Regions from separate parts of the Homo sapiens genome. Here all the other regions are linked to region 1. The links are chromatin loops, found by intact Hi-C in ENCODE. Cell type or tissue: Panc1. All regions are shown on one strand. Region 1 has its middle 90 kb from the start of MAP2. Region 2 overlaps MAP2 (microtubule associated protein 2). Region 3 overlaps MAP2 (microtubule associated protein 2). Region 4 overlaps ACADL (acyl-CoA dehydrogenase long chain).

Region 1 (8,000 bases):
GCCTCTATTGACTTAAGTGATCTAAAGGTTTTCATTATTAGGTTAAAGGGTATAGATTACACCAAATTCAAATGCTTTAAGCAAATATTAGCTATCAGGTATCCTTAAAATCAATTGTCATTAGGTAAGAAATAAAGAATCACATCAGATAAGATATTCATTGTAGACTAACTTGTGCAATTTTAGAAAATTAATTTATTCTGCTTTGGTTTGATTTGTAAAATAACAGAGAGACTTCTAGCCCTAAAGTTTACTGGTCCTATGATGATGGGCATTATGTTTCCTTTAAAAGTTTCTCTTTACATCAACTCTTGATTAAACATTATGTAGCTCATACTATTTAATCATTATTTTATTTGTTTAGTCCTACTCCCATGAGAACCCATTAAAATGATGGTAAATACATTTTAAAGGAATAAATTACCATAAAAATGAGAATGAATGGGAAACACCGGGAGAATACCAATCAAGCACATTAGAAGACCTTGACAATGAGATTTAAAAATGGTCTCAGGATAAAATAGGACAATCCACTTGTACCTAATGCTAGGAATATTTTCCATCTAATGGCACAGATATGTGTCATTGCCTTGGTAGAAAAGGTAATGCAACCATGGCACATGACTCTTCTTTGAAATAAGCAGTATTTTTATACTCATAGTGATATAAACTCAGGCTTTGGTTTTTAATTATTAGGTTAAAATTATAAGCAAAATCTGCAGTACTTAATTATCATAAAATAGAATACAAATTTTTCTCAACTTTGAAAAAACTGACAGAAATGAGAGCATAGTGAGGGTAAGACGAGATGATGAAGGGAAGGGGAACATTAGTATTCTCATTATATAAGTGAGAAGTAAAGAATTAGAGGTTTTGCATGTTTGGAGTTGCAGAAGTGATCAGCTAAGACATAGAGAGTGGTGATAACTGAGTAATAGATGGAGAAGCTGAAATTTAAATAAATTTAAGGTTGATATAGTTTTAAAAGTGTCGTAGGTATAGTCCTTAGAGCTATCAGAACAACCACAAAGAAACCTAACATTGATTTTTGCTTTGCTTTGGTTTGATTTTTTAAAATAATGAATCTGGTGTGGGAAAGAGGCAGGACACAGAGTTTTATATTTGATAAAACTGTAATTCAAATATGTATGTGAACCATGTCTTTTTGTCTTTTAAGTACCATATCTTAGATAGATGTTTAGTTGGATTCAGCTTTAAAAAATCACTGTATTTCCATCTTATCTCCAGACCTAAATAGACATCATAACCCAGGTTACCACTGCCATCAAGTGGTGCCTTAGTGGCATTAAGTTGTAGAAAACCTTAAGTAACCAAAACAATCAAATCTATTTGAATGAAGAGAAATACTGTAACTTGCCTTCAGTTTGAATGGTGCCCGAATTACAATATCTAGAAATCTAAGAATAACACTTACCCAAGAGCCTAAAACCATAGGACTTGCTCATGCTAAATGATCCTATTTTGTTCAGATTAACTTTGTTAACATAGAAAGCTGAATGTGAGAAATAATGATCTGATTAATATTAATCCTAATGGTAATATCTTGATTTAAATAATACTTTTTGTTTTTACAAATTTTCAAAGTTGAACAGTTAAACATATATATCCTGGAACCAGATTGCCCCACATGGATGGCTTCAAAACTTACAAAATGTATAATCTTTGGCAATTTATTAAAATTCTCTGTAGCTCAGTTTCCTTCTTTGGAAAATTGAAAAAAATACTACTCCTTACCTTGAATTATTATTGTAAAAGTCCATAAGTTAACATATGTGAAGAGCTTAGAACCATGCCCAGGAAAAGTGTCAGGTGTTTTTATATGAATCTCTAATTTAGCCTTTAAAAAAAATTTTTTGGGGGGGTTTATTTAAAGTGTGTTTTTTTTTATTTTTTAAATTATTATTATACTTTAAGTTTTAGGGTACATGTGCACAATGTGCAGGTTAGTTACATATGTATACATGTGCCATGCTGTTGTGCTGCACCCATTAACTTGTCATTTAGCATTAGGTATATCTCCTAATGCCATCCCTCCCCCCTCCCCCCACCCCACAACAGTCCCCAGAGTGTGATGTTCCCCTTCCTGTGTCCATGTCTTCTCATTGTTCAATTCCCATCTATGAGTGAGAACATGTGGTGTTTGGTTTTTTGTCCTTGCAATAGTTTACTGAGAATGATGATTTCCAATTTCATCCATATCCCTACAAAGGACATGAACTCATCATTTTTTATGGCTGCATAGTATTCCATGGTGTATATGTGCCACATTTTCTTAATCCAGTCTATCATTGTTGGACATTTGGGTTGGTTCCAAGTCTTTGCTATTGTGAATAGTGCCACAATAAACATACGTGTGCATGTGTCTTTATAGCAGCATGATTTATAGTCCTTTGGGTATATACCCAGTAATGGGATGGCTGGGTCAAATGGTATTTCTAGTTCTAGATCCCTGAGGAATCGCCACACTGACTTCCACAATGGTTGAACTAGTTTACAGTCCCACCAACAGTGTCAAAGTGTTCCTATTTCTCCACATCCTCTCCAGCACCTGTTGTTTCCTGACTTTTTAATGATTGCCATTCTAACTGGTGTGAGATGGTATCTCATTGTGGTTTTGATTTGCATTTCTCTGATGGCCAGTGATGATGAGCATTTTTTCATGTGTCTTTTGGCTGCATAAATGTCTTCTTTTGAGAAGTGTCTGTTCATATCCTTCGCCCACTTTTTGATGGGGTTGTTTGTTTTCTTCTTGTAAATTTGTTTGAGTTCATTGTAGATTCTGGATATTAGCCCTTTGTCAGATGAGTAGGTTGCGAAAATTTTCACAGAATTGGAAAAAACTACTTTAAAGTTCATATGGAACCAAAAAAGAGCCCGCATCGCCAAGTCAATCCTAAGCCAAAAGAACAAAGCTGGAGGCATCACGCTACCTGACTTCAAACTATACTACAAGGCTACAGTAACCAAAACAGCATGGTACTGGTACCAAAACAGAGATATAGATCAATGGAACAGAACAGAGCCCTCAGAAATAACGCCGCCTATCTACAACTATCTGATCTTTGACAAACCTGAGAAAAACAAGCAATGGGGAAAGGATTCCCTATTTAATAAATGGTGCTGGGAAAACTGGCTAGCCATATGTAGAAAGCTGAAACTGGATCCCTTCCTCACACCTTATACAAAAATTAATTCAAGATGGATTAAAGACTTAAACGTTAGACCTAAAACCATAAAAACTCTAGAAGAAAACCTAGGCATTACCATTCAGGACATAGGCATGGGCAAGGACTTCATGTCTAAAACACCAAAAGCAATGGCAACAAAAGCCAAAATTGACAAATGGGATCTAATTAAACTAAAGAGCTTCTGCACGCAAAAGAAACTACCGTCAGAGTGAACAGGCAACCTACAAAATGGGAGAAAAATTTTTTTTAAAAAACAAGTGAAGTTAGGACACTATGACTCTTCACTATTACTTATCATGTAAAAGATGAGAAAACAGAACTACAGATTGTCTCTTTACCATGGTAAAGTTAGGAGCTCCAAACTAATCTGTGTTACAAAATGTAAAAAACCAATAAAGGATTACTCTAAACAAAGACTGAAAACTTAGATTTCTGATGTAGAAAAATAATACATAATAATGACCACAAATGCGTTTTCCCTAATTACACTTGAAATATGCTTATATTTTGTGTTTTTTTCTATTTTGTACACATGATATATTTAATGAGGTATTTTAAATGAGGACTGAGTAAGCCCTTCCTCTGTGTTGCCTACGTTTTTCACACCCCCAACCATTCCACCCTCACCCTAGCTTGTTTTGTTCTCACATAAAACTTTAAAATTTGATTAAGTAAAAATAATTGCTTTCAGATGACCTATTATGTTCCATAAGCTTTACATAGTTTATTTCATTTGATCTTTACAATAAAACTTGTACTACTGCCATCTCCACTTCTGTCTCCCCATACTTTTTTAAAGAAATAATCATCTTGATGTAACTGAATAACTTAAGACATTGATATATGAGTGTTGCATTACAATTATATAACAACTATATAAAAAATTTAAATAAGCAACTGAAAGGCATAAATAAAACATACTCTTTGGTATTTTCAATTGTTCCTGTGACTGCTACCATATGAATAACCACTCTAGGCTGCTGAAGAATGAGACACGTCATCACCATCATCCCAGCTAACACCTATCCAACTGCTAGACACATGAATGAGGCTATTTAGGTGATTTTTACTCAATATTTCTATTATTTATGCCAATAAGAGTGACAGTACCCTGTAAAGAAGCTACTATGCAATGGGACCCAGAGTTCTTTTAGCGCTAAAACGACATTTTAACAGGTGAAACCTAAAGCTGTATAGCATCTATTTGACCTGTAGAGGGCACCAGCGGCCCAGACAGCAGAATTAATTGCATTTCATTCGGTTTAGACTTGGAAATAAAAACTCTCCTTGCCCTGCACACTCGCTGTGGATTGTCGATGCCAGTGAAAGCCAGCATTAACACTCCCCTGGAGATTTCAGCATGCCATCTCATGGCTGAGTTTCAGATGGGGCCTCAAATTCATATAATTTAGTTCTATTAAAAGCTTTGCAAATTATTAAGATTATTTTTTATCTTAATAAAAGATAAACAGTTTTTAGAAAATTAGGATACAATCCAAATTCTAAAAATTATTAAATCATTTGTAGTGTCATAATAGAAAAACACTCAGAATAGTGAAGCTTCATTATTCAGTCTAGCAAAAAACCTGTTCACCTGAATTAGCAAAAAAGTTCCAATTTTTCTGTAAATACATTTCTTCCTAATTAAGTTAATATCCCTTGATTCATTCAAGTTATTTCCTTAAAAAGGTATATTAAGTTTAAAAGCAAAACAGACCAAATGCATGGCCTTTGCTATCAAACCCCCCTAGCCCAAATCTCACCTCTGTCACTAGTTAGCTGGGTGTCAGAGGTCACTTCTCTTAGCCTCAGTTCCTTTATCTGTAAATAAGAAAAATAAAAATACTTGCTTTATATTATTGTGAAAATTAAATTAGACAATGTGTAAAAATGCTTAGCACAATGTAAGTGCATACAGTCTTGGCAAACAATGATTCCATTACTGAATAGGTACTATTAAGTTGTTATTAGCTTATTAATAGTTTTTGTATAGTGCTTGCTGCAAGGAAAATAATTTCTCTGACATGTCAATACACTAATATTTAAATTAATGTATACAGTTTCTAGGAAATCCTCAGCCACATTTACTTTTGTCTTGGAGATTCACTTTTAGTCAAAGAAGAAAATATTCTTAGGGCTAGTGAAGAGGGTAGCTACTAAAACACGCATTTTCAAACATATTTTTAGATATTAAATAGAAATTTGTTCCCTTGAAATTTTGGAAGCTTAATTCTTGCAATGTTATAAGTAATTAGGTGGCTATAAAGATAATTCATTAATTGAATATAAACAGCTTAATTTTTGTCTGAATTAGGCAAAAGTATGAATTGCAAAACTTTTATCAAGTTTGAAGAAATCTATTATTAAAATAAGAATATGGAACAAGAGGCATTTAGGCTTGAGTTCAAAGTAATAATCATGAAATGAGAAAAAGAAAGATATCCTATAATCACAAATGAAGATAAATCATACCTGTCAATAGTATTTATACATCAAGTTACAGATCATTAAAATAATAAAAGAAAACTGCAAGAAATATGAGTGGAAATAGATAGGGACACAATTAATCCTCACATGTGTAGGGATAAAATTAATCCTCAGATGTGTAGAATCCTCACATCTATAAGCTCAGACACGGAAGTATACAAAAAATACAGACTATAAATAAAAAATAACTAAGTAGGTCTTAGAGAGATACATCCAAATCAATACCTTGAAAATTAACTGGCCTATTTATTGAACATTCACTGCAAAATAAATTGCTAATAAATGTCAAAAAGTAATTTTATGTTCATTATTATTGTTGTTGATAATAGTAACAATACTATAACCTAGAAATAAAATTTGCAGTTAACATATAAGACCTACATAAAAGAAAAATTTAAAAACAATTGAATGGCTTGAAGAAAACATATACTTTGAAATTTTCAGTTGTCTCTGTCAGCACTATGCTGTGAAAAGCTCAGGCTAGAGCTTTTCTGGAGAATGAAGACATAGCATCACCTTCACCCAGCTAACATCTAGTCAATGATAAAGCTATAGATTATGAAGCTATTCTTGACAATCCAGGCCTAGATGAGCTGCCAGCTGACCACAGAATTACCGTGCAGCTGACCCAAGAAAATAATAAATATTTGCTGTTGTAAGCCACTGAGATTTTGGCCAGGTTATTATACCACAAATTATGATACTTCCTCTTAGGCAAGAGCCAAGACAAGCTCAAGCTGGCTTTCTCTTGACATGGCCCACAACAGGTACAGTAGAGGAGAAAATTACACAATTTTGCCTTGTTCCATTGAGAGTGTAGGATGGTTCTGAGGCAACAGCAGCCTCTTTCTTATCATCTCCAGAAAGCCAGCCCAGGCCTTGCCTTCTGAGTTTCTCAGGCATGAGTTACTCAAACATGGTGGTAGTAAGGATAATAGATTAAGCTCACCAGCTCGGCTTCCTCCAAACCCTTTCTCTTGTCAGAAAGAAAAAGAAAGCATCTTGACTTTTGCTGTCAGGAAGAATCATAGAATACCAATACTCTACCCACAAATCCTCTTTGGATTTCCAATCATTTTTTCTTAGCTTATCCAAGATCTGTTTAGATATTAGAGGTAGATGGTCAGCCAATGATGGAAACGAATATTCTGCTACCTTCTCTTTTAAGTCTCACATCTCACTATGGACTGTGCATCTACCATTTTGATGCCTTGGAGAAAATTGAGTCTAAAGAAATTTCACTGCAATGTCTTTTTATCCTGAATTTATAGAATCTTTGCATGAGGCAGTCCTTTTGCAATTTGGTTTGAAAGGCAGATGCTTTACATGGATGTTATGTAATGTTGTGTTATTTATTCTTCCTACTTTAATCTAGTATTGCCTCTAATATTCGTCTTTTCAAGGTCCCAAGAACCTCCATACTACTAAATCCACTTTGCCTTTCTTTCTTTCTTTTTCTTTCTTTCTTTCTCTTTCTTTCTTTCTTCTTTCTTTCTTTCCCTTTCTTTCTTTCCTTCCTTCCTTCCTTCTTCTTTCTTTTTTCTTTCTTTTTTTTTGGCAAAGTGTCGCTGTGTTGCCCAGGCTGGAGTGTAGTGGCATGATCTCGGCTCACTGAAACCTCCGCCTCCTGGGTTCAAGCGATTCTCCTGCCTCAGCCTCCCAAGTAGTTGGAACTACAGGCAACAGGCACCCGCCATCACTCCCTGCTAATATTTGTATTTTTAGTAGAGAGGGGTTTTCACTATGTTGGCCAGGCTGGTCTTGAACTCCTGACCTCGTGATCCGCCTTCGTCAGCCTCCCAAAGTGCTGAGATTACAGGCATGAGCCACCACACCTGGCCCCACTTTGCCATTTTTAATCCTCTTGTTAGTGGACATCTCAGGAGCATTGTACATGATAGAAACATTTTTTGTACTTGGTTTCCAGAGCACGATATGATCCTGGTTTTCCTCCTATCTTATAAGCTGATTTTGCTCATTTTTTTTTTTGGTTCAATTTACCTTGTCTTCTGGATCTCTAATTAACTTTAATGTCTAAGTGATCTCAACCAGCAACATGACTTAAATACCATCTATACACTAAAGAGTCTCAAATGTATGTCCTGCTCTGTCTTTTCCCCCTGGTTTGCATATTCAGTTGCCTACTTGACATCTCCACTTGGCTGTCTCATAGTCATTTTAGATATAATATGTCAAATACAACCTGATCCACTCCTGTAAACCTATTCTTCACTTTTTCTTCCACATCTTAGTAAACAATACTGCCATTCACACAGTTGCTCACGCCAAACTTTTGACATCATC
Region 2 (8,000 bases), 220 kb after region 1:
AGAAATACTTACTGGCCGGGTGGAGTGGCTCATGCCTGTAATCCCAGCACTTTGGGAGGCCGAGGCGGGTGGATCACGAGGTCAGGAGTTTGAGACCAGTCTGGCCAACATAGTGAAACCCCATCTCTACTAAAAATACAAAAATTAGCCGGGCGTTGTGGCACGCACCTGTAGTCCCAGCTACTTGGGAGGCTGAGGCAGGAGTATCGCTTGATCCCGGGAGGCAGGGGTTGTGCTGAGCCAAGATCGCGCCACTGCACTCCAGCTTGGGCAACAGAGCATGACTCTGTCTCAAAAAGAAAAGAAAAAAGAAAAATACTTAGTTTGAAAATCAATTAAAATTGAAATTAATTTAGCTGGGAAAAATATTAAGACTATAACAAACACTGTTTGACAGCACTGCACTGTCACAAAACAGAGTTAAAACATTAAAAAGAATGTTTTGTTGTTGTTTTTTTTTTTGAGACGGAGTCTCACTCTGTCGCCCAGGCTGGAGTGCAGTGGCACGATCTCGGCTCACTGCAAGCTCTGCCTCCCGGGTTCATGCCATTCTCCTGCCTCAGCCTCCGGAGTAGCTCGGACTACAGGCACCCACCACCACGCCCGGCTAATTTTTTGTATATTTAGTAGAGATGGGGTTTCACCCTGTTGGCCAGGATGGTCTCGATCTCTTGACCTCGTGGTCCACCAGCCTCGGCCTCCCAAAGTGCTGGGATTACAGGTGTGAGCCACCGCGCCCAGCCTAAAAAGGATGTATTTTTAAGAGGCAGTATGGTACAGCGAGAAGAGCCCTGTACCGTACATCATTAAAAGAGATCCTGGTGTTGCCTGGTTCATAAACCAGATGCTTGTGTTTATGAATGTATGTATGGAAATTTAAAAATTCCTGGGCTCATCACCTTTACAAGAACATATAAGATAACATACAGGAAAGTGCTTGGTAAACAATACATTGATTTCCTGATGTAAATGACTGCTCTGATTATTGTTGCTGTTATTAATAGCACCAATTAATAGTAGTGCTAGACTTAATAAATGATAGTAGTTATTGGCATAACTTCTCAGTTGAAGTCCAAAAAGTGATTTCAAGTAATTTAAACTATTTTTATGCCTCTATTTATCTTATTTTTGGGCTATCCCTTCTACACTTATTTAATTTGTCCTCATCCCTAAGTGGCGTATTTGAGAATGTTATCATTGCCTAAATAAATGTATTACATTGAAAAGAAGAAGCATCTCTTAATTTCTTGATAGTTAGTGGTATGCTGGTAAAGTGGCTGTCAAGGAGAGTGGGGAAAGATGTAAAATGCCCTAATTTGTAGAGTTAGCGGATTTCTGTATGTAAATACTACTCCTGTGGCCAGTTTCAAGCTGTCCTCGTGATGTCACTGACCACAGAGTTGAGAAAAGAAGCTCACAACTGACTCGAGAGTGGGTGGGAGCTGGGTCCAGCATATACACCGTGGACAAGGGATCCAATGGGTGTGTTCAAGATACCTGTTTCACAGTGTAAACTACTGAGAATGAAGGCATGACAGAAATATACAGTTCTATCTCAGGAGATGACCTTTTAGCTCTTTGACTCTCATCTTAATACTTGCTTCTGCTTTTTAATAAAGCATTGAAATTCAGTCTTTTGGGTATTCAAATCTAAACTCTCCCCACCAGATCCTGGCTTGGCTCAGCCTGTAACCCTTGGCAGCTAGGTGGTCTCCAGAAGAAATCCCCTGTTTATTCTGCCTGCTCCAAATTTAGCCCACTACTCTGGCCACAGCGTCCTATATTCTAGGACTGGTCTTCTCCACTCTCTTCTACCCGAGGGTGTAGGATTCAGACAGATGTAAGCATGGTACCATTGTGAGTTAAGATGGATGCTGCCACAGTAGGCTGCTGTGAAGAATGCAGACTGGAGAATGAAAGTCTAATAGGTTGGTTTGGGGTCGGGTGCAGTGGCTTATGCCTGTAATCCTAGTACTTTGGGAGGCAGAGGCTGATGGATTGTTTGAGCATAGGAGTTTAAGACCAGCCTGGACAACGTGGTGAAGCGTTGTCTCTACAAAAATACAAAGCTACTCAGGTGGCTGAGGTGGGAGGACTGATAGAGCCTGGGATGTTGAGGCTGCAGTGAGCTGTGCCTGAATTATTCCACTGCACACCAGCCTAGGCAACAGAGACTGTCTCAAAAAAAAATTAAAATTAAAAAATAAAATAAAAGCTCGTTTTGGGACTAAAATTTTAGATTCATTTCGGTAGCAGGTAAACTGTTACCACAGAATTTAAATACACAGTAACTATCTGATAAATATTATATATATATAATTTATATATGCATTAAATATAATATATACACATTTTATGTATCTATCATATATAAATATATATATTATTTTTATATATATATATAATTTACTTTCTGCCTTGTTTCAGAAGGGATTTAAAGTGTCAGAATTTTAGGGGAGGCATCGAATGGGCAAATATAATCATAAATCCTGGTTCTTGGGGCTTCCAACTTCATGTCTGGAAAATAACAGATGATTCATACAGAAGATAGCAAAAGGGTGCCCAGTGCCCGTCATAATCCTATCCTTCATTTTATAATCCTAGGTCTGATTTTTGGTTTATTTGTTTGTTTTGTATGTTTGCTTCTATTTACTGCCTAGAATTCAACTATGGAGGTTTATTTGGTAGAATTTATCTGCTAAACAAGGATTTATTACACTTAAAAAATGCACATATTCTGAGAAAGCTAAGATGCCAGCGAATATTCACTCAGTTCAGTTATTTTTAAAAAATTTTCCACATTCCCGGTGGAATCTGCTATAGGGGAAGCTGTTTTAATGGAGGCCGAGAGTTGGACAATTTTGTGTTATGGAGAATTCTGGGAAGAAGGAAAGACCCGGATGGGACTGTTTATTAAGGCTTATGACTGGACTGGAGATAAGGTAAATTAGCATTGAGAACATACAGAACCACAGGCAAAGTTCTAGTTTTTTAGTAATAAAGGGGCTTATCTATACATTTTCAATATGAAGGAGTCAAAATTGAAATTCAGCTTTATTTCTTTACTTCACAACTCAAGTTTATTTCTTTTATTTATCCATTCAGCATTTGTTAAATTGTTGGATTGTGCCAGGCATAGAGGTACCAAAAAGCATTTTTAGCTCAGATTTGTAGTATCATTCAAACATATCAAAAGTCTAGCCAGGAAAACCAAGCGATATTTAATATTTGTCTTTATAAACTGGAGAATGCCAATATTCTACTCCCATCCTTCAAGGATGAATTACAAAATCTAGTCACATTCTCAGCATCTGCAGTTTGTAACAGGCCTGGCATCCAGAAAGACAGCCTAGTGGTTGTGTTCTAACTATCCTTTTAATGGTATTAGTTCTGGAAAAGCTGGATTTTCTGCTTGAAAAGAAATTGAAAAGAGAAAATCATTTTCAGGCATTCTTTCTTTTTTTTTTTTCTTTTCTTTTTTTTTTTTTTTTAGAGGCAGCCTCTTGCTCTGTTGCCCAGGCTGGAGTGCAGTGCACCATCATAGTTTACTGCAGCCTCCAACTCCCGGGCTCAAGTGATCCTCCTACCTCAGCCTCCCAAGTAGCTGGGACTATAGGCACATACCACCATGCCCAGCTAATTTTTTAAATATTTCTTGTAGAGACAGGGTCTTGCCACGTTGTCCAAGCTGGTATTGAACTCCTGAACTCAAGCGATCGTCCTGCCTTGGCCTCCCAAAGTGCAGGGATTGTAGGCGCGAGCCACTGCATCCCGCCCCAGGCCTTCTTTCTTTTGAAGATTTGTGGTTCTACCATTTATTTGCTCCGTTGCCTTAGACAAGTTATTTCATTTTCTGTACCTCAGTTTCATTATCTCTGAAGTGGAGACAATACTAGGATCTGCATCCTAAATCTGTAAGTATTACGTGAACCTTGTAAAGTTCTTAGCAGTGTCTGGCACATAGTAAGTGCTACAACTCTGCCCTCTACTGCTTAGAGAGAAATGTGAGGCCTAAACATGGGTGCCAGATTTCAACCTGAAACACCTCCACCCTTGCATACACGCACACATACTGGCAACATAATCTGGCCTATTAAAAAAAAAAAAAAAAAAAGGATTACACAGTGAAAGAAACAACCAAAATGGAAGGAAATATCTTAACTAGAGGTAATCTGACATAAAACCATTGTAGCTGACAATGGCATATTAAACCCAAAAATGTTCTAACCTACGTTGTAAAAAAATTTAAACTACATATATAAAATTATGTCTTTACTGCTGAGATTCTTTTTTAATTATTAAGCAATGCAAAACAAAACAAAATAAGAATATTCAAGTATAATGCTTATCATTCTCCTAATGGAAATACAGAGTTAAGTGCTATATATTAAATATGTATTATTATAATTATACATTATTTGGGTGAATTAAGTTGACATCTACCAGATAAGGAAATATATTTTGAATATCTATGTTAACAGAAGATACTGTCCTTTCTTTTGAACTGTTTAAAATAATTTAACATAGTTAAGTAATACTCAGTAGGCTCTGGAAAATCTGTGATCTCACATTCACTGTTAATTCAAAATACACTGAATAAAATACTATTCAGGTTCATCTGAATCTTGGACTTACGGTTTCTAATTCTGAGACCAGACAACAGACTTGTGGCACCATCTTGTTCTCTCACATAATGGGAGCATTTTGGCTGTACTGAGAAGACTAAACTTTAGTCCAGTATGTGAGTCTCATGACAAATTGTTGTTTCCGTTACCTGTCTGGTAAGAAGAGAAGACTCCTGTCCAATTCTTCAAGAATGGTATGGAGGTAGACAGCAGGAAAAAAATGTGGTTTTTTTTCCCTGTTTAAGCTGCTACATTCCAACTTGGTTATGGAGTGTAAGCATGCACATTCACACCAGAGTGAATCGTGTGGAGGCTCTTGTCCAGTAGAGCCACTATCCAACTCCAGCATCAGGCATCACTGGAAGACTCATCAAGGCATTCTTCCAAGTGGGTTTACAAGTACCAGAATAGTCTGTAAAATGAGTCCTTGGCATCCTGAAATGGCCCTGGATCCCAGGGGCTCTGAAGAGTGAGAATGAGCCAGGTTGTCTTTAGCTTAGATTAGGTCCTGTTTTACTAGGCAGCTAAAGGTAACAGGTTGAAGTGATGCAGGGAGGAAAGATGAGAGAGCCTTTAATGGCTCAAGTCCATGAGCAGTGTGGGAGTGGAAAAAGCACAGGATGTGCACTGAGGGAGTTAGAATTCGGCTTATCCTCCTCTGTACTCTCATGGTGCCTTATGAAAAACTCATCGCAGAGCTGAGCACATTGAACTCTAAACAGTTTTATGTGCCTTTCTCCACCACTGTATCATGAGCTATTTGGAACACACACAATATTTTCTTCTCCAAACTTTTAATTTTGAATAATTTTAAAGCTACAGAACAATTGAAAGAATAGTACAATGAATATCTGTGTGTACTTCACTAGATTCACTAATTGTTAACATGATGACAATGTTATCTTTCTCATCTCTTCAGGAAGATATATATGTATATACCATGTGCATACACACATTCATATATCTACATAAACACACACACATATTCTTATTTTATTTCTTTCTTTATTTTTTTGAGGTAGGTCTTGCTCTGTCACCCAGGCTGGAGTGCAGTGGCGTGATCTTGGCTCACTGCAACATCTGCCTCCTGGGTTCAAGCAATTCTCCTGCCTCAGCCTCCCAAGTAGTTGGGATTACAGGCACGCACCACCAAGCCCAGCTAATTTTTGTAGTTTTAGTAGAGACAGGGTTTCGCCATGTCGGCCAGGCTGGTCTTGAACTCTTGACCTCAGGTGATCTGCCTGCCTCAGCCTCCCAGCGTGCTGGGATTACAGGTGTGAGCCACCACGCCCGGCCACACATTCATTTTTCTTCTGAACTGTTTGCAAGACACTTCACCTCTAAACACTTCGTCTTGTATCTTTAAAGACCCAGACATTCTCATTACTACAATACTGTTATCAGAGCCAAGAAATTTAACACTCATTCAATAATATTATCTAGTATGTAACCTGTATTCAAATTCCTTCATTTGTCCCCAAAATGTTCTTTTTCTAATAATAATAATAATAATCCAAGAATAAGCAAGGTTACCATGTTTCTTTAGTCTCCTTTAATCTAGTAACCAGCACCTGCTTTTTTAAAATTTTGTGACGTTAATGTTTCTGGAAATACCAGGCCAGTTGTCTTGAAGACTGTCTCCCATCGTGGAAGTTCTTATTTGCTTACTGATCATTAGGTTCAGAGTATATATTTTTTGGGGAAATAACCAAATAGATGATATTGGACACTTTTTATCAATTTACTTGTAAAAGTACCTCTCTGCCTCTGTAATGAAGAAGGAATCTGTAGGGGATACTTCAAGGCCATGGGAATATCCTGTTTCCCCACATTCTTTCACCCAGCAGTTTCAGCATACATCAGTGATTCTTACCTGAGTCTGTTACTATATTGGAGGATGAAATGGTGATTTTTTGTTTTTAAAGTTTATCATTCTTTCTGCCCTTACTAACTGGCATTCTTCTCTAAAGAAGACTTTTCCCCCAACTCCTCTCCTTTTCTAAAGCTTCTCCTTCTCTCTCCCCGCCGACGCCTCCTTCCCTCCCTCCCTCTGTTAGAGTATCTCTATAGCCTCATGGATTTTCCTTCAGTAAATGTCTTATAATCTAATACCATCATTATTATATTTGGTGCCCAAATTATTTCAAATTTGGCCATTCCACTGGGCGTGGTGGCTCACACCTGTAATCCCAGCACTTTGGGAGGCCGAGGCAGGCAGATCACTTTAGGTCAGGAGTTCAAGACCAGCCTGGCCAACATGGTGAAACTCCATCTCTGCCAAAAATACAAAAAAAAAAAAAAAAAAAAAAAAAGCCGGGTGTGGTGAAGCATGCCTGTAATCCCAGCTACTCAGGAGGCTGAGGCAGAAGAATCGCTTAAACGCGGGAGGCAGAGGTTGTAGTGAGCCAAGATCATGCCACTGCACTCCAGCCTGGATGATAGAGAAAGACTCTGTCTCAAAAAAATAAAGAGAAAAACCAAATTTGGCCACTGGGAGCCCCACCAAGACAGTAGTGGTGTCCTTTCATCAAGTCTCATTAGTCAGTCCTTCAACACTTCTCTGCTTTCTGGTGCAACAAGATGTCCAGAGACTCTTTGTATTTTCCCTGTGCCAGTCCTGGAGTCAGCCACATTTTTTTTTCAAGGACTTCTTGTTCCTTTTAGTGGTAAATGGCATTTATAAACCAAGACTGGGGTGTCATTGCTTCTAGGACAAAATGAAGTAATTGCTTTGAGAGTACTTGGTGAAATATAAAATGCTATATTATCATGACTATGATTAGTGCTATGAAACAAGTATTCAGCTTACTTGGAACAATGCCAAATAGGAGCACCAATATAAATCTGTGTGCAGGGAATAAGTAGGAGGTAGGATATATGTGAGGGTGAAGGAAATAAATAAGCTAGCTTGGTTAGATACAACATGAGTCCTTGTCTTCTGACTCTGAGACTAAACAGAACAGATGAAAGGCTATGGATTGCATTCTCACCTGTTCCCTGTGCTGCTTTGTTATTTAATACTTCAGATAGGAAAGCATATTTTATTTTGTGATACATTGAAATCTTTTCAAAAAAATGAAACATTTATGTGAAGAATGATAAAACATACATTTGTGATTTCTTGTGTTTTTACTTTTCTTACATTTATTTAGTAGGTCTGAAAGAACAGTGTAATTTAGGGAATATAAGATTTTTTAAAATTGCAAACATATAACTTCTTTTATTTTCCCAGTGGATGCAGTACCTATGTCACATTTAAGGAACTGGTGTGGTGACAACTTTGAGATTCTTTTTTTTTTTTTTTTGAGATAGGGTGTCATTCTGTTGCCCAGGGTGGAGTGCAGTGGTGTGCTCATGGCCCTCTGCAGGCTTGAC
Region 3 (8,000 bases), 240 kb after region 1:
TACCCTCTGCCCCAAGCCTCTGGCAGCCATTAATATACTTTCCATTTTTATGGATTTGACTATCCTAGGTATTTCATATAAATGGAATTATAAAATATATGGCCTTTTGTAACCACCTTCTTTCACTGAGTATAATGGCTTTTAGGTTCATTTGTGTTGTGACATGTCAGCACTTCACTTTTTTATTGCCAAACAATATTCTATGAATATACCACATTTTTTAAAAGTTTTATTATTAATATTTTTGACTGACAAATCATAATTGTATACATTTATGGGGTACCATGTGATGTTTATTTGGTTTTTGTACAGTACAATGTTATTACCTATGATTCTCATGGTACATTCGATCTCTAGACTTGCTCATTCTACATGATGCTATTTGGTATACTCTAACCTACATCTCCTCATTCCCTGCCACTGCCAAACTGTCCCCCAGCCCTGTCACTGGTAACCACAGTTTTGTTCACTGTCTGTATCATTGAATTTTTATTATTATTGTTATTTATATCTCACAAATAAGTGAGATCATGCAATGTTTTTCTTTCTGTGTCTAATGTACTACACTTAGCATAATGTCCTCCGGGCTAATCTACATTGTGGCAAATGGCAAGATCCTGTTCTTTTTTAGAGCTGCATAGTATAGATACACACACACACACACACACACACACACAGACACAGAGATTATGGTTTCTTTATCCATTCATCCATCTACAGACACTTAGATTGTTTACATATCTTAGCTATTGTGAATAATGCTGCAATAAACATGGGAGTCATTTTGTACAACTCACGCTACCCAATCCCGCATCCATGTATAGCTTCTCTAGGTATTAGGTTGAACCATTTGAAATTGGCATTTTGTAGGTAAAAAGTAATATAATTTTATCATTTTGTATATCTAAGACTAATGTGCTGATTATGACACTTTTTGTCTTTTTTGACCAAAATATATTTTTGTGTGGACCAACTTTGTTGGAAGAGAAAATGTCATCTATAGTAAATAAGGCAAAACAGTGTTCAGTGATTTTGGATATCATGATAATTTGTAAAATACTTACACATCTGCCTATTTGATTTAGAATAACAAACTCAAGAATACTAGGGGAAAGCATAAGTATTATTTCTATTATAAATTTTTGAAAGTACAAATTTTAGTAAGTGTAGTCATATCTCTACAAAGGTCATTCCAAAATATTTTGGCCATGAGGCAGCATTAATTTGTCAAATTTTATTTTAAAAATCTAAAAATTATAATTTAGCACATTTTAATACCAAGAGAAGGCATGATTTATCAAACAAACTCTTTCTGAGCATTTAAAAGCTGATAGCCCCATGCTAGGTACTTTGCAGAATTCAAAGAGAGTAGGAGACAAGTCTCTATTTAAAATAAATTTACATCCTATAATAGAAATTATAAAACATATTGATTACAAAATATATGGCAAGGAAGGCCGGGTGCGCTGGCTCATGCATGTAATCCCAGCACTTTGGGAGGCCAAGGCGGGCGGATCACGAGGTCAGAAGATCGAGACCATCCTGGCTAACACAGTGAAACCCCGTCTCTACTAAAAATTCAGAAAACTAGCCGGGCGTGATGGCGGGTGCCTGTAGTCCCAGCTACTCGGGAGGCTGAGGCAGGAGAATGGCGTGAACCCGGGAGGTGGAGCTTGCAGTGAGCCGAGATCGCGCCACTGCACTCCAGCCTGGGCAACAGTGAGACTCCATCTCAAAAAAAAAAAAAAAAAAAAAAAAAATACATATATATGTGGCAAGGAGTCGCTTACAAATAAAAGGCAATATTTTTAAGAAAGACTGAATATATAGAATAGGGAAGACAATATGGAATACAAAAACTTCTCTTGTGTTTAGACATTCCAATTCATCCACTAGTGTGATTTTTCATATTCAGTCATTTAAAAAACATGTTTGAGTGCCAGTACGCTCCAGGCACTGTTTTAGGTGCTTTGGATACCAGTGTCCCAAACATGTAAAAATGACTGCCCTCGTGGAACTAGCGGGGTGAAGTTAGAAGTAAATAAGAAAAGTTTATGCTATGATAAGTGCTATGGAAAAAAGTAAAATGCAGCAGGGAATGAAAAGCCATGGAAAGGGCATGGTTGCAACTTTCATTATGGTAGTTAGGAAAGCCCTGGTTGGAAGATGATCTATGAGCAAAGGCTTTAAGGAGGTAAGGAAGATAAGTCTCCATTATTCATTCCTGGAGAGTTTAGGTAGTCATACACAAATACGCAGACCAATATATTTAGGGAATGAAATCAAAGTTATTTCAGAAGAGGCACAGGGGTGAATTAACTAAATTTGGGAGTATAGCTAAATCAGATTCTTAAAGATCAGGCATCTACAATGAAGCAGATATGACAGAGGGGTGGAGTCATAGTATCTCATCAAAGTGAGAAAAGGAAGTGTGAAGTTAGGTTTCTGCTAATTTATTTATTTATTTATTATTTTGAGAGACGAAGTCTTGCTCTGTCGCCCAGGCTGGAGTGCAGTGGTGCGATCTCGGCTCACTGCAACCTCCACCTCTTGGGTTCAAGAGATTCTCCTGCCTCAGCTTCCCAAGTAGCTGGGACTACAGGCATGCACCACCACACCCAGCTAATTTTTGTATTTTTTTTTTTAGTAGAGATGGGGTTTCACTATGGCCAGGCTGGTTTCAAACTCCTGACCTCAGGTGATCCACCCACCTCAGCCTCCCAAAGTGCTGAGATTACAGGCATGAACCACCATGCCTGGCCTTCTGTTAACTAATTTATTAAATGAAGTGTCTTGAAAAGGAAATCCTGTTTCCCACTTTTTTTCCATTCCCAGAACCTGTAAAGAGTCTGAAAAATATGTATGTGTGCCATCACAATTGATTGAATGGATGAATGGTGGTAATCCAAGGTCTAAAATACTGTCAGACAGAAGAAGGGTAAGGCAAGCATCAGTTTAGGCTTTTGGGCATAAATATGAAAAATCTAAAAATTCACAGAAGTATCTCAATTGTCGGTTGTCTTGTATTCTTAGAATATGACATACCTAAGGGCAGTAATTATGTTTCACATATGGTACTTACTCCATGTTGGAAACAATTGGGAAAAAAAGAAAAGAAAAAGAGTGTACCAACTCATTCTCATGTACTGAACTAGGTATCCCTAAATATTAAATGACCTCCAGAGAGTATTAAATGTTTTTGGAAGCTGTGCTATTTTTTTAGACTGACCAGGACCCTGTTATGTGCTTTCATGATAGAATATGATTCATGTTCCCAGACATAAGTCTTAGGCATCATTTTTTATGTTCAGAAGTGAACAGAAGACAATACATTAAAATAAAGCATTCACTTTGAAAAATCACCTCATTATCCAAAATCACTGAAGAAAAATAGACATTTAACAGGGAGATTATATTTAAAGGGGCATTTTTTTTTTTGCGGGTCGGGGGAAGAATTCTAACCAGTATGTAGGATTCACTAAAACCTGAAATCTCTTGTGATTATTACCTGTGGTAGTCATACATTTTCAAAATGTGATTTATTCATTTTATAGCTACATACTGGGGAGAGAGGATGATGATGGTGGCAGCAACTGTCTTTTAGACATCAAAAAAAGCAGTATGACCCTATCTATAGATGAGTTAATCCAAAAGCATTGAATCATATAAACTGAATATTGAAAGAACAGTTTGGAAAGAAAATAAAAACAGTAAAATATGAAGGTCAAAATTCTAGCCACATTTACTGAGTAGTTTAGAAAGATTTTAAGAAATTTTGCGCCCTCCAGTGGTTGTTTTGGAATGAATTATTATCATTATTATTGTAATTTTTAATTTTACCTGGGCTTTCCATTTTCCAGCTTCATTGTTTTTGGTAACCCAGGAAAGTTTAACTTGTCTATACCTAGAAGGTGCCTTGGGAGACCGACTCAATTTGATTACCCAGTTTTATGCTTGCAGAAATAATGAGGCCAGTAATGATAAGAGTGCCTAGTATGTAATGATGAAGTTCAGGCTCAACAAGATAGGTTCACAAAAGGGCAATCATGCTTGATTTATCTGATTGCCAGACTGGAAATGAAAGAAAAGCAGTGACATAATTACCCCAGATTCCTCAGACCTCAAATACAATCCAGCACAGATATTTGCAAAAGTCTTCAGAATGATTGCAATGCATTTTAAAGAGGGACATACATCACTGCTGTAGCAAATACAAGAAGGTTTAAAAAATCAAAGACAAAGGATGTTTCTGGAATCTGTATTGCTTGCAAACAGAACAAAAGAGAGCAGGGAAAGAAAGTCACTTGGTGAGAGAAGAAAGGCAGAGGATTGAATCAGGAAACGCTGCGGGTGCCTGGGTTTTGTGACCTTGGTCATATTCTTTGGGCCTCAGCTTTCTCACCTATGAAACAAAGGATGTGGACTAGGCTAAGTGGTTCCATGAAGCCAGTATTTGGATAGAGGCAAGGGGTAGCAGAATTGATCTCATACAAAAGAACTGTAGTTTGAATATTTATGAAAGCAAAATTAGCTAGTGATTAAAAAATGGGGCAGAAAGGTGGCTCAAGGAGAATGCAAATTTATCTTAATTCAAAATACAGTATAAAACTGATGGAGGCGATTCTTTCAAGAAGGAAAAAAAAAAAAAGAAACATATCATCTGTCTCTCAATTTCCTTCCCTGTAGTCTCATTCTCTCTTCTCTGCCATCATATTTTTTTTTTCTTGACTTTCTGTTTCCAGTAACCATGGTGATGCTTCTTCCCAGCAACCTTCTTCACAGCTGGCCTTTTTGGTTCTCATCGAATTTTGCTCCATTCACTGGTTCAGGTTGCTAACAATGCTGTAAAAATTAACTTATTTATTGACATTTTTCTCCTTCCCTTTTCCCCAGGAAATAAATGCAGGAAATTATTCCACACTTAACCTCCCTACACAAGGGCACTGTAAAATAGGGATATTCAACTGCTAATTTCAGTTGCTAACATGGAGGGGATACAGATTATGCCAAAGATTGAATTCTCTGCCTGGGCCCTCAGGGACTGAAAAGCCCCAGGACCAAGCTGGTTGCCACCTCCTTTTGCTTTTGTATGTAAATAGATTGCCCCCAGAAATCACATATCGGCCCTGGTTTTCTAATTCTCTGTTTTTTTTTTTTCTTTTTCTCTTGTAAGGAAAACATGGCCAAGTGCATAATTATAACTGTTAAAAGGGTATTGAATTTTCTGTAGGAAAATATACATAAATATATGCATTTCTTTAATGAAGATATTTATTTTGGAATATAAATAAGCAATATGCGATAGTTAAAAATATTGTAATTATCTGCCAATGACAAAACATCAACAAATCTCTGATGTCCTTAATGCAGATAATAAAAATTCCCATAAACTAGTATTTAGTCATGTCCAGTTTGTGTAGCTTAACTTGTTTGTAATCCTATATGCCTGAAAACTGTTTCTCTATTTAAGCGGTGTGTGTGTGTGCGTGCGTGCGTGCGTGTGTGTGTGTGTGTCTGGCATTAACACAAAGGAGACCAGATGATGACATTCATAGGCTGATAGACTCGACTCCTGGGGACACACTTGGATGGAGGCAATTAAAATGCCTGTCAGGCATTTGGTACCAGAAGCCCCTATGGCAAACCGCTAAATCGTAAGTGAGGGCTGCATCCTATTGTCAGTGAATGATGGCGGAGCTGAGTGGCTTGTCATCATTCTCGAAAATTCTGAGACTAGTGAGCTCTCTCCCTCTCTCCCACTCGCCTTATTTTCCTGTTCGCCACTGCGGGGACTTCTAATTTGCAGCTTCCCTTTCCCCGGCACACACAGACACGAGCTGGTGGCTTGCAGACTGCGTCTGTCTGGAGCTAGAGAGCCAGAGAGCCAGCCTGTGGGGATAATGCTCCCGGAGAAGGATTCTGCAGCAGTTCTCAAAGGCTAGACTTGAGTGGTATTGCTGCATATGCGCTGGTAATGGTTTGGGGCTTTTAATTTTATTTCGTTTCATTTTCAATTCGTTTTTCATAGGATGTGCTTTATGTAATCTCAGAGTAAAGATCTTTTAAAATTCATTATTGAGCTTCCTAAATATTCAAGTACTGCATTTTTTTTGTGCTACAGACCTCCAGGCATAGATTTATTATTTGAGTATAAAGAATGCATTTGCTTACTGGTGAGTTATAATTTTTGATATTTAGTTAACAAATCCATATATATATATATATATGTTTCTTTTGTTTTGTTTCGGTAGATTCTTCAGCTTGTCTCTAACCGAGGAAGCATTGATTGGGAGCTACTCATTCAGAAAATTAAAAGGTACCACATGTTTTGTTTGGATGTTTTAATGAGGGAAAATCAGGGGAGAATTGGAATGTTTTTATTTAAATTAATTTATCTATGATTGGTCTTTTATCCTTAAGCTTAAGTTGATCATTGTCTATTGCATATACCATTTTCTATGCAGATACTTCTATTATCTAAGGTTGTTTTGATTAGAGGATGACTAAAGAATTGTGTCTTTTGCCTATGTTGCAAGTTATTAACAAATATCAACATGTTTGGCTTATTTGGAGATTTTATCATTGTAATGTTTTTTTTAAAGTCCAAAATTCTCCATCTAAATGAAAATTCATTAATTTGAATTTAAGAGAAATATGCTAAGTAATGATTTTATCTGAACAAATCCTGCTAAGTGATTTATTAAAATGGTTAAATGAAATGCCTTGCCCTTCCCAGGTAGAATGGGTGCTAGAGACGAAAGCCCAGGAATGACTCAGTATTGTTGGCTTTACAAATAAAATATTGTAACTTCTTTATTGACATTTCAGTCTTTAAAATGGACATATTTAAAGGCCGAGGTTGTTAGTTCTTAAAAGAAGTTATTTTACATTTGCTTTATTTGGAATTGACAGCATAAGAAAGTAATCCTTCATCTTGCCATGAATGCACTTGAATCCACTTGATCCTGGGCCTCATGCCTTACATGAAAAACATTAATTTTGAAATTCAGCATCAGGATATATATTGATTTGAGATGGCAATTATGGATATTACCTTTTCTTTAAGACCGTCTTTAACTTTAATACCTGTTAATATCAATAAAACCTATATTTGTAATTTGCCTTTAAAAAATGGAAGACATTTTCTGCCCTGCTGAGAAGAAAATCAGTAATACCTTTTAAGCCTTTCCTTGGGATCTATGTATAATATTTCCTCTCAAGACTGTCAGTCCGAAGCATTTTACACAATAAATTTAATTTTTGAAAAATATACCTGAAAATAATGTCCAACTACTGACACTGAAATATTATAAGTATGTGAGTGTACACCTGTGAGTGTGAATATTTGTAGCAGGTGAAGGAGAGTAATACATTGTCCTTTGTTAATATCTGCAATGTATAATCATGAGAACCTTAATTTATTCATTCCACAAGCACTTCTTAAGAGCCTTGCTGCTGTGGGTAATTATTGTGAGAGAGAGAGGGAAGGGGTAGATGACACTGTCCTCAGCCTTCTAGAGTGTAGGCAGCATCACATAAAGATTTTTGAACAGGAGAATGAATTCGTTAAAATAAATTAGTGTGGTCTGAGAAAGGAAATTGCATTATTTCAGATATTGAACAAAAGCTAATACTAGTCTTGAGACACATAAAATTATATTGCACTTCTTCTTCAGAAATTACTCAGTGGAATCGTGTATGAAATCCCCCAAACAGGATTATTTCACCTAGATATTGTAAAACTCTTGAGACCATTCTCTCTTTTTAGATTTCACTCAAAGTAAGTGAAAATATTTATGTTTGGTGGAAAAAAAATCTATTTGGTATTTGCCCATCTGATTAAATCCAGAGAGCATATATTTCACATGAAGATCTATTTCCTAATCTTCAGACTCATTCAGCAACTCATTATATTAATTTTGAACTTTAGGATATGTGTATGAATTGGAAAAGGGTGAAATTATTTAACTGCTAAAAAATGACTCCAATGCGTTGTCAAT
Region 4 (8,000 bases), 860 kb after region 1:
CTCAAACTGAAACCAGAGATTTCAAATAAGCCATCAATCTACATTGTTTGCTTGGTACCAACTTGAAGGAGTTGACTCCGAGAAAACAGAGACCAAGGCTTATGCCACGCTCTAATCTTAAGCCATTTAGATGATTGCCTTCTCCCCACCTAATAGGCCTTTCTTAAATGTGAACTAAACCACACAAACATTGAGCCACTACATAGCTTCTGTTCTTAATGTAATTTTAGTAAAATATTTTTTCTAAGGACTATAAGCATATTAAATGTTTCCAATTATACTTACCAAAAAGATAAATTTGAAATCATTAGGCTGCCAGTTTGAATGTAGGTTTCATAATTTTTCCCTTTAGATACTTTATATTAAGATAATCTTAAAACATTTTTAGAAGCCTATAGCATTCTTACTCTCAGATTCAGAACAAACTGAACTTTTCTGTATAAATAAAAAATTTCCTTGGGAAAATTTTCTAAACCAAAATCATTGCTAAATAATCAGAAAAATATATTTTCTAGGGTGATGAGGAAAAAAAGCTATGGGGAGACTTCTGAGGCAAAAGACTGTTAGGAGAAAAGGAAATTCTGGAGATTGAGGAAGAAATATGAATGGGGACACTGCCTATTTACAAATTAGTACTGCTTCAAACTGATAAGAATATTCATATATGATAAAAAGATATATTTGATTTCTTTCAATTTGAAGGAAATAAATCTATTTAGAAAGAAGATTTTTAATTTTTTTAGAACAAAACAAATAATCAGATATTTAAGATATGTGACAACTTAGATCCTTTTCATATGCCAGTTAATTTTTCTGTATTGCTTTTTTTTTTTTTTGGTTTTAAAAAAAAAGTAGTATTTGGCCGGATGCAGTGGCTCACGCCTGTAATCCCAGTACTTTGGGATGCCAAGGCAGGCAGATCACTTGAGGCCAGGGGTTTGAGACCAGCCTGGCCAACATGGCAAAACCACACCTCTACTAAAAATACAAAAAAATTAGCCAGGTGTCATGGCACGCACCTGTTAATTCCAGCTACTCTGGAGACTGAGGCACAAGAATTATTTGAACCTGGAAGGTGGAGGTTGCAGTGAACCCAGATCATGCCACTGTACTCCAACCTGGGTGACAGAGCGAGACTGTCTCAAAATAAAATAAAAAATAAAAAAATTAAAAAATTTTTGAAAATACTATTTGTCCTTCTACATAAGGATTCAAATAAAGCCAAGGATCAAGCTTTTGTTTATTGGTCTCTTTACTTTATTTAAGAAAAATAAAATCCTAGTAGGGAGTTGATAAAAAAAAAGCTGTTTCCATTTGCTTGAATACATTTTGTCTGTATTCAGCTGAAAAATTCAAAAGATTGCACACCTCCTTTCCCTCTACATTTGATGTACAAAGTAAAGAAATTTTCCTTTTTCTTCACATCATAAAGAAGAGTGTATCAGAAAACTATACTTACTTTGCAATTGGGTACTCCCACATGTATCCCCAACCTCCATGGAGCTGTACACAGTCGTAAGCTACACTATTTTGTAACTCAGATGCCCTAAATGACCAAAATAAAAGGCAGAAAAGAAATGTTTGAAATGGATTTTCATGAGGTGCTTCAAAACCAGAAAACTAATTATTTACAATTGTTTAAATGTGCACATTTATTAAGCAATTAGAACGGCATATTAGCTAAGCAAAGAAGATAAAAATTACATATGAAATATATTTCAAGAGAATTTTCATATAAGAGTACCTTTTTCATTAATTATATTTCTTGCTAGGTTTTTGTTAGGCTAGAAACAAAAGGTAGAAAACTCAGATGATTAGATTTTGGCTATTTGAGGCTAGAAAAACATGCAGTAAAGACTTGAATATGTTCTAATTTATTTGGATTCTCTATATGATCTAAATTACTCAGCCACCTAGTTCTTTTTGCCCTTGTAATATGCATTTTTTCTCCAATGATGTCACTTTCTACTTGAAGATCACGATTCTGAATTTCAGTATAAAAAAGCAATTTTTTAGGGTTCTGACTTTTCAGAAATAAATTGAAGATAAAAGTGAAAACCTAAGAGGGCAGACTAACAAAGTATATGCTATCATATAGGAAACATTAGAAAATTATATAGAGATTATTATTCCTGAAGTGTATGTATTAGTATTATATATAATGTTTGTATACATAAACATGCAGTGCTTGAGAAAAATTCTTTTCTGATAATATCACAATTCTATCATTAAAATTCATGATAGAGATTTTATTCACCTTAACATAAAAATACATTAGTTCAAAATTCTTTTCTACTTATTTTTCTTTTCTTTCTTTCTTTTTGTTTGTGAGTCTGTTTTAGTGATGGAGTCTCACCCACTCTAGGGCCTAGGTTGGGATACAGTGGCACAATCATAGCTCATTACAGTCTTGAACTCCAGGGCTCAAAGGATCCTCTCACCTCAGCTTCTCAAGTAGGAGTTACTACAGTGGCAAGCTACAGCACCCCACTACTTATTTTTCAATAGTGGGAAGCATAAAGCAAAAATAAGGGTAGATACTTCTTTTTATTTAAAATAATTTAAAACTCAGACCATACGACAGGTGAGGATATTTCTAAGCAATATATTAACAATATAATTATTAATAGACAAGACTTTGGGGACAATAATATTTGGATTTCTCTAATTTTTTATATTTGGCAAGTATTTTAGTGAAATATTTACTGGGCTATAACTAGTTGCCTCCTGTGTTTCAGTGTGAAATATGAGCATGTGTATAAACCTGAGGTTTTCAAATAACAAGGTCAATGGCTATCCAAACTTCTCTTTTTCCAAAAATATGTAAATTTTTTTTACACTTTTTGCCACTAGTCAAAGAACTTCTTGTAAATGTAAATATAAAAAGTCTCCTCAAAAGTGCAAGTTTCTGAAAAGTAATTCCACATTATTTTTCAACCTGGCAATTTTGTTATTATGGGATCATTATATAAAGCACAAAATATTTCCCCTGTTCTACCTGTGATTGAACTGAACACAAGTTAATGAATAATGACAGGAATTTATTCTAAGTTACTCTTGGGCTAATGATATGGGAGAATGTTTGTTTTTAAAAAGAGGAAACCAAATCTACTTCCAGAATCTGATTTAGACTGTATATTCTAAAATCTTAAAATATACAAAAGTCTGACATACAGGGATGTTTTTTCATTCAACTCATCTTTAACACCATTGCTAATAATCTTTAATTCAAATCGAAGTCTTTCTAAACTTAATAGGATTTTTATTCTCCTTTCACTTAATAGAGCCTGTGAAACTTTGATTGGACAGCCAGTTCTTCCTGAATTTTTTCTTAAAATTGGAAAGCACCTTAAATAGAAAAATCCTGTCCAACTTAGTCATTTCACAGATAACAAAAACATTTTCCTGGATGGAATTAAGTTTAATTATAGTTATTTAATAAAAGAATTTGGACTCTATCTCAAGACTCCTAAGTTTTACTGTTCCCTTTCAGCCTCACTATACTGCCACTCTTCAGATAATTTGAAATTAAACTATTACTTGAATGAATGAATCAGTCATCCTATCAATATCACTCTTCATTTTCCCACTCTTAATATTTTATTTTCAATAGCAAGTTAAGAATTAAATACTAACTTTGCTTGCCTATTAGGATAAAAAAATTAAATACCAACTTGAAACATTTTTAGCACATTATACATATGCTTAATGGAACTTTTTAGCATTTTTTTTTAAAGTGGAGTCTCACTTTTATTTTTCATTTCACAGATTTCTTCCTTTAAGACCCTCAAGGCTGAGCTTAAAATTGGCAGAATTCCATATCAGTCTGAGCACACACCGCACTCTAATTACTGTAGCATGCATACCAATATTTCGCCATGCAAGCAGTGGCGGAGTCCAAACGTTTCGCTTCATGCAGCTGGAGACAGTTGTCCACAAATGCTCGGGTTACACATATATGTGTTTTTAATTCTGCTAATTTATGTTGCACTGTCTTGAATTTAAAGGAAATAAAAGAAAAAAGTGAGCATGGTAGAAATATAAACTTCAACCCACTTAACATATCAGAAATTATACAATAAAAGATCTTTAGGGCAAACAAAAGTGGAATTGTTGGTTTTTTCCTCCATAAAAATGGCATTTGTTACCAAATCAGCTTAAATTTAAAACTCACTATATTTCAGTGCTAAGGAAATTTGTACTAAAAGATGCAAAAATAGTTTAAAACATAAACAATGTCTTGTTTCAGATTGTAAAATTTAGACGAGGCAAAATTCTTGAAAAACAGCATGACTTTAATGTGTGAGCACCATCTTGTGGTACAGTTATTTAGGTACAGCCGTTGAAAACACCTGTTGCTTTTTCCTCCAGAGATTAAATCCTTGAAGATTTTTTTCTTTATTAATGAAATTAAGTATACAGATTTTGCTACTCTGCTTCTAACATCTGGAGGGACAAGGGGTTTCTATATATGTTCATAAACATCAAAATATAAGGTATTATTTAATATTGCACAGTATTTAATCTAGATCTGTAGAAAGCAATAGAATAAAATCAGAGTACTAAAGAGATCAAAATCCAGTACCCTCATCCTCTTTCATCCCTTCACATTATCCCTTCTGATATGGTTTGGCTCTGTCCCTACCCAAATCTTATCTTGAATTGTAGCTCCCATAATCCCCACATGTTGTGGGAGGGACGTGGTGGGAGATAATTGAATCATGGGGGTGGGTTTGTCCCATGATGTTCTTGTGATAGTGAGTAAGTCTCATGAGATCTGATGGTTTTATAAAGAGTGGTTCCCCTGCACACGCTGTTTTGCCTGCTACCATGTAAGATGTGCTGTTGTTCCTCCTTCACCTTCCGCCATGATTATGAGGCCTCCCCAGCCATGTGGAACTGTGAGTCCATTAAACCTCTTTTTTTTTTTTTAATAAATTACCCAGTCTCAGGTATTTCTTCATAGCAGTATGAAAATGGATGAATACACCTCCCGTACCTCTCAATAGCTTGTTTAGCAGTCTCTAGCTTGGACTGAATGGTCTGGGATTATCAATGTTAATATAGCTATGTACCTACCTCCTCCTACTGGCCATGGACAACCCATTAGCATTTTTGGAAATCATTCTATTTAGACCATTCTCAATTGTTGCTGACTGTCCTTGCTTCAATCAAGCTTTATTTCATTCCTGACTCTAGGCTCTCACACTCTGAACTTGGAGTGTATATCTGTTCTCTTTGGCACTGACTCTTGAGCCTCCCTCAGGAAATTGGCTTGAACTTGAAATACTGGGTTCCCACTTTGGGTAGCTCCAAAAGTATACTCCATTCTAGTTGATTTCTTAGGTCCAAGGCCCAGATATGGTCAGCTGGCCTATCTTCTTTGTGAAAATTCAGATAGAAACAGTTCTGATCATTCTGCTGTGAAATGAGTAAGAACTTCACTGTGGCTAATAGCATATACATGGAAAGTTACAGGCAAAGGTGGTGCAGTGAAACTCAAACTAGAAATTAAACACATCCCACCTAGGTACTACCAAGTCCAAAGCCACAGCTGTGTTCTCAAAGGAGGGTGGTGGGACACATTCTCAGAAGATACATGGTCTGCTTTTAATGCTGGCTACAGCAATTCTCAAGTTATAAAACTGATTCTTTCACTGTCATTGTTGGTTGGGACAGTTTTGATACTTACCATTTCTGGAAAAGAGTAGAATGGGAGTGTAAAAAGACCCAGGACCAAGCAAGACCAGGGTGTATCAGGTGGAGTAAAGCTCTGAGGGGCAGATTCCTTACAGGTATATCAACATAACTACTGTGCTGATGAAAACTCCAACTGACTGTCTTTCCCCTGGTTTTATTTCACCCTGTTCTAGAAACAGAGAATGTAACTGGCATCGAATGATTCCAAAACTAAGCAATGAGAAGGTTGGCACCCCACTCCTTCCATCTCTGTATTCTGGCCTCTAGTTCTGAACATGCTGGGTCACATCAAAACTTTCTTCCCCGCTTATTGTTTCCCTTAATTTTTTCTATCTCCATTTCTATTCATCATATATTTAATTAGGTCAAATATCTACCCTTTAATCAGCACAAAGTTTCCCACTCCCAACCCACACATTGAAGTTTACTCTTAGACAATATAAAGATGGAACAAAAAAAGAAAAAAATAGGCAAATAATCTATATATCGAAAACAGATGAGTATTCCATGAAAATCCCTGAAGATGGTTTCTAAGCCTACTCCTAGTTTAGTTCAATGACACTATGTATGACACTTTATTTGGAAAATAAGGGTGGATCCAACAAGTCTCAAGATATTTTTTTGCCTACATGATGCCACATTTGGGAATTTATGCACTGTCTTTACAATATGAAAGAGTAAAGATATCTAAGCCTGATTCTCTCATACAAGAGTCATTCCTTTGTAAATGCTGGAAACTTCTAGAAGCTGAAGTAAAACTTCAAACCAGAATGGAATGATTTAGAATTCTTGCATCAGTGCATTCAGTGAAGTCCAGAGGTCTGAGAGAATAATGTCTCCAAGAGTACATAATTTACTCTCTGAGGATAAAAAGATTAAATATTTACATATTCTTGCCATTGGGTTGAGCGTTACTAAACAGATTTGGTCTTTGCTTTTCACTGCAGACACTGCATTATGCTTTCTGAAATCATCCTCTAATCAAAGGCAACTAAAAATTAGACCACACATTACTAGTCAAGTGCTCTTAGTGAATGATCGACAAGGTCATAGCAGTATTTTTAAGTCATTTATATTTGTTAATAAATAATACTGCAGCTAGCATTAAAAATTATTCTGAAGTTACTAAGTGGGCTGGATGGAGTCTTTTTCAGAGTTCTGAATGACAGAATTCTTAGAATTATGGAAATGGAGAACACCTTGGAGAGGTTATCTAGCCCAGTATTCATTTAAACAACAGCATCAGTTGCTCTCACATATTATGGTTAAAATATAAAATGAAACACACTAGGTTTGCTATTTGATAGTTAATTAGTCCCATGCTCAAGGTCTTAAAAACTGGATATTCCCATTTTAGACACATGTCAAGAAGAAGTATTATTTTTTTCCTCTCTATTCCTCTCCCTAATTCTTTATGCCCTTAGAATTAAGAACACATACCACACAGGAAATGACTAACCAAGAGCTCTCATTAGATTAGAAAAAACATTCCATTTTCACTTCGTTGCCCACTGAGTGAAGGAAATAGGAAAAGAAAAAAGGCCCATCTGCTTTGCACTTCTGGGCAGTAATAACAGTATATAGGTAAAGAGTGTAGGTTCTGGAATTAGAATATATGTGTAATTTGGGGCAAGTTACTTAACCTCTCTATACCTTAATTTCCTTAACTGTAAAATAAAAATAATTAAAATACTTATATAGATTTGTGAAGAAAAAGAATGAGACCATTCACTTAGCAGTGTCTGGCAGATAGGGAGCAGTCAAGCAATAATATCCATTATTATTTAACATCTGGATTTTACTGTTTTATTGTCTATTCCGCAAAAAACCATAAGATCGACATAAACTATGGAGAGCATAGATTTTAAAAATCCTAATAATTATTGCTACATCCATACGTAGGTTTCTATTCTAAAAAGAAAATAAATTTTGTGACATGCATTTCAACTGGTCAGAAAGCCCCAAAATGTCCAAAATTCAAGGATAACAAAGAGAATGGAAACTGAATAGTTATATAGTTATAAAATGACATGTGGCCAAGTATATTGTAACATTTAAAGCTCTTCTATTTCAATTGAATAACTAGATCCATAGTGTACCCAGCTCTTGAATACAAGGTATAGGTATGTACAGTATCGGTTATTCATCATCTCTGAATATACTCCTAGCTTGAAATATGAAAATATTATTCAAATATATTTATTTAGATAAAATAGGAAGATCAGAAGACATATCTCAGAAATCTCAGAACATATAAACTTACTTGGAAAACAATACTACTAGCTATCAATAATGTGACC

What was found. Peaks named below come from ENCODE experiments on the same cell type or tissue, not always from the same donor. Only the 100,000 strongest peaks of a DNase experiment are listed, where the experiment ranks them.
Region 2: a loop joins it to region 1, with 4 times the contacts of the local background. A loop is called at or near these places in 50 of 110 quality-filtered maps.
Region 3: a loop joins it to region 1, with 10 times the contacts of the local background. A loop is called at or near these places in 49 of 110 quality-filtered maps.
Region 4: it touches region 1 in a loop (4-fold over the local background); 30 of 110 quality-filtered maps call a loop at or near these places.

What each region holds. Positions count from the first base shown.
Region 1 is chr2:209,330,203-209,338,202 of GRCh38, forward strand. No RefSeq gene overlaps it. Among named protein-coding and RNA genes, the nearest start is that of MAP2, 90 kb to the right of the region's middle. In Panc1, CTCF peaks have their summits at 1,288 (motif pointing left), 1,488, 4,438 (motif pointing right) and 4,742; DNase peaks (open chromatin) are centred at 1,279 and 4,449; H3K27ac peaks cover 3,011 bases.
Region 2 is chr2:209,552,568-209,560,567 of GRCh38, forward strand. All of the region lies in intron 2 of MAP2 (microtubule associated protein 2), which reads left to right. Among named protein-coding and RNA genes, the nearest start is that of MAP2, 130 kb to the left of the region's middle. In Panc1, CTCF peaks have their summits at 3,980 (motif pointing left) and 4,181; a DNase peak (open chromatin) is centred at 3,984.
Region 3 is chr2:209,573,785-209,581,784 of GRCh38, forward strand. It overlaps MAP2 (microtubule associated protein 2), which reads left to right. Exons shown (of 16, transcript NM_001375505.1): 3 at 6,252-6,316. Among named protein-coding and RNA genes, the nearest start is that of MAP2, 150 kb to the left of the region's middle. In Panc1, CTCF peaks have their summits at 3,813 (motif pointing left) and 4,019; no DNase peak of the experiment used is centred here; H3K4me3 peaks cover 524 bases; H3K27ac peaks cover 827 bases.
Region 4 is chr2:210,191,345-210,199,344 of GRCh38, forward strand. ACADL (acyl-CoA dehydrogenase long chain) reads right to left here. Exons shown (of 11, transcript NM_001608.4): 9 at 3,867-3,994; 10 at 1,460-1,546. Among named protein-coding and RNA genes, the nearest start is that of KANSL1L, 24 kb to the left of the region's middle. In Panc1, CTCF peaks have their summits at 4,336 (motif pointing left) and 4,536; a DNase peak (open chromatin) is centred at 4,277; H3K4me3 peaks cover 270 bases.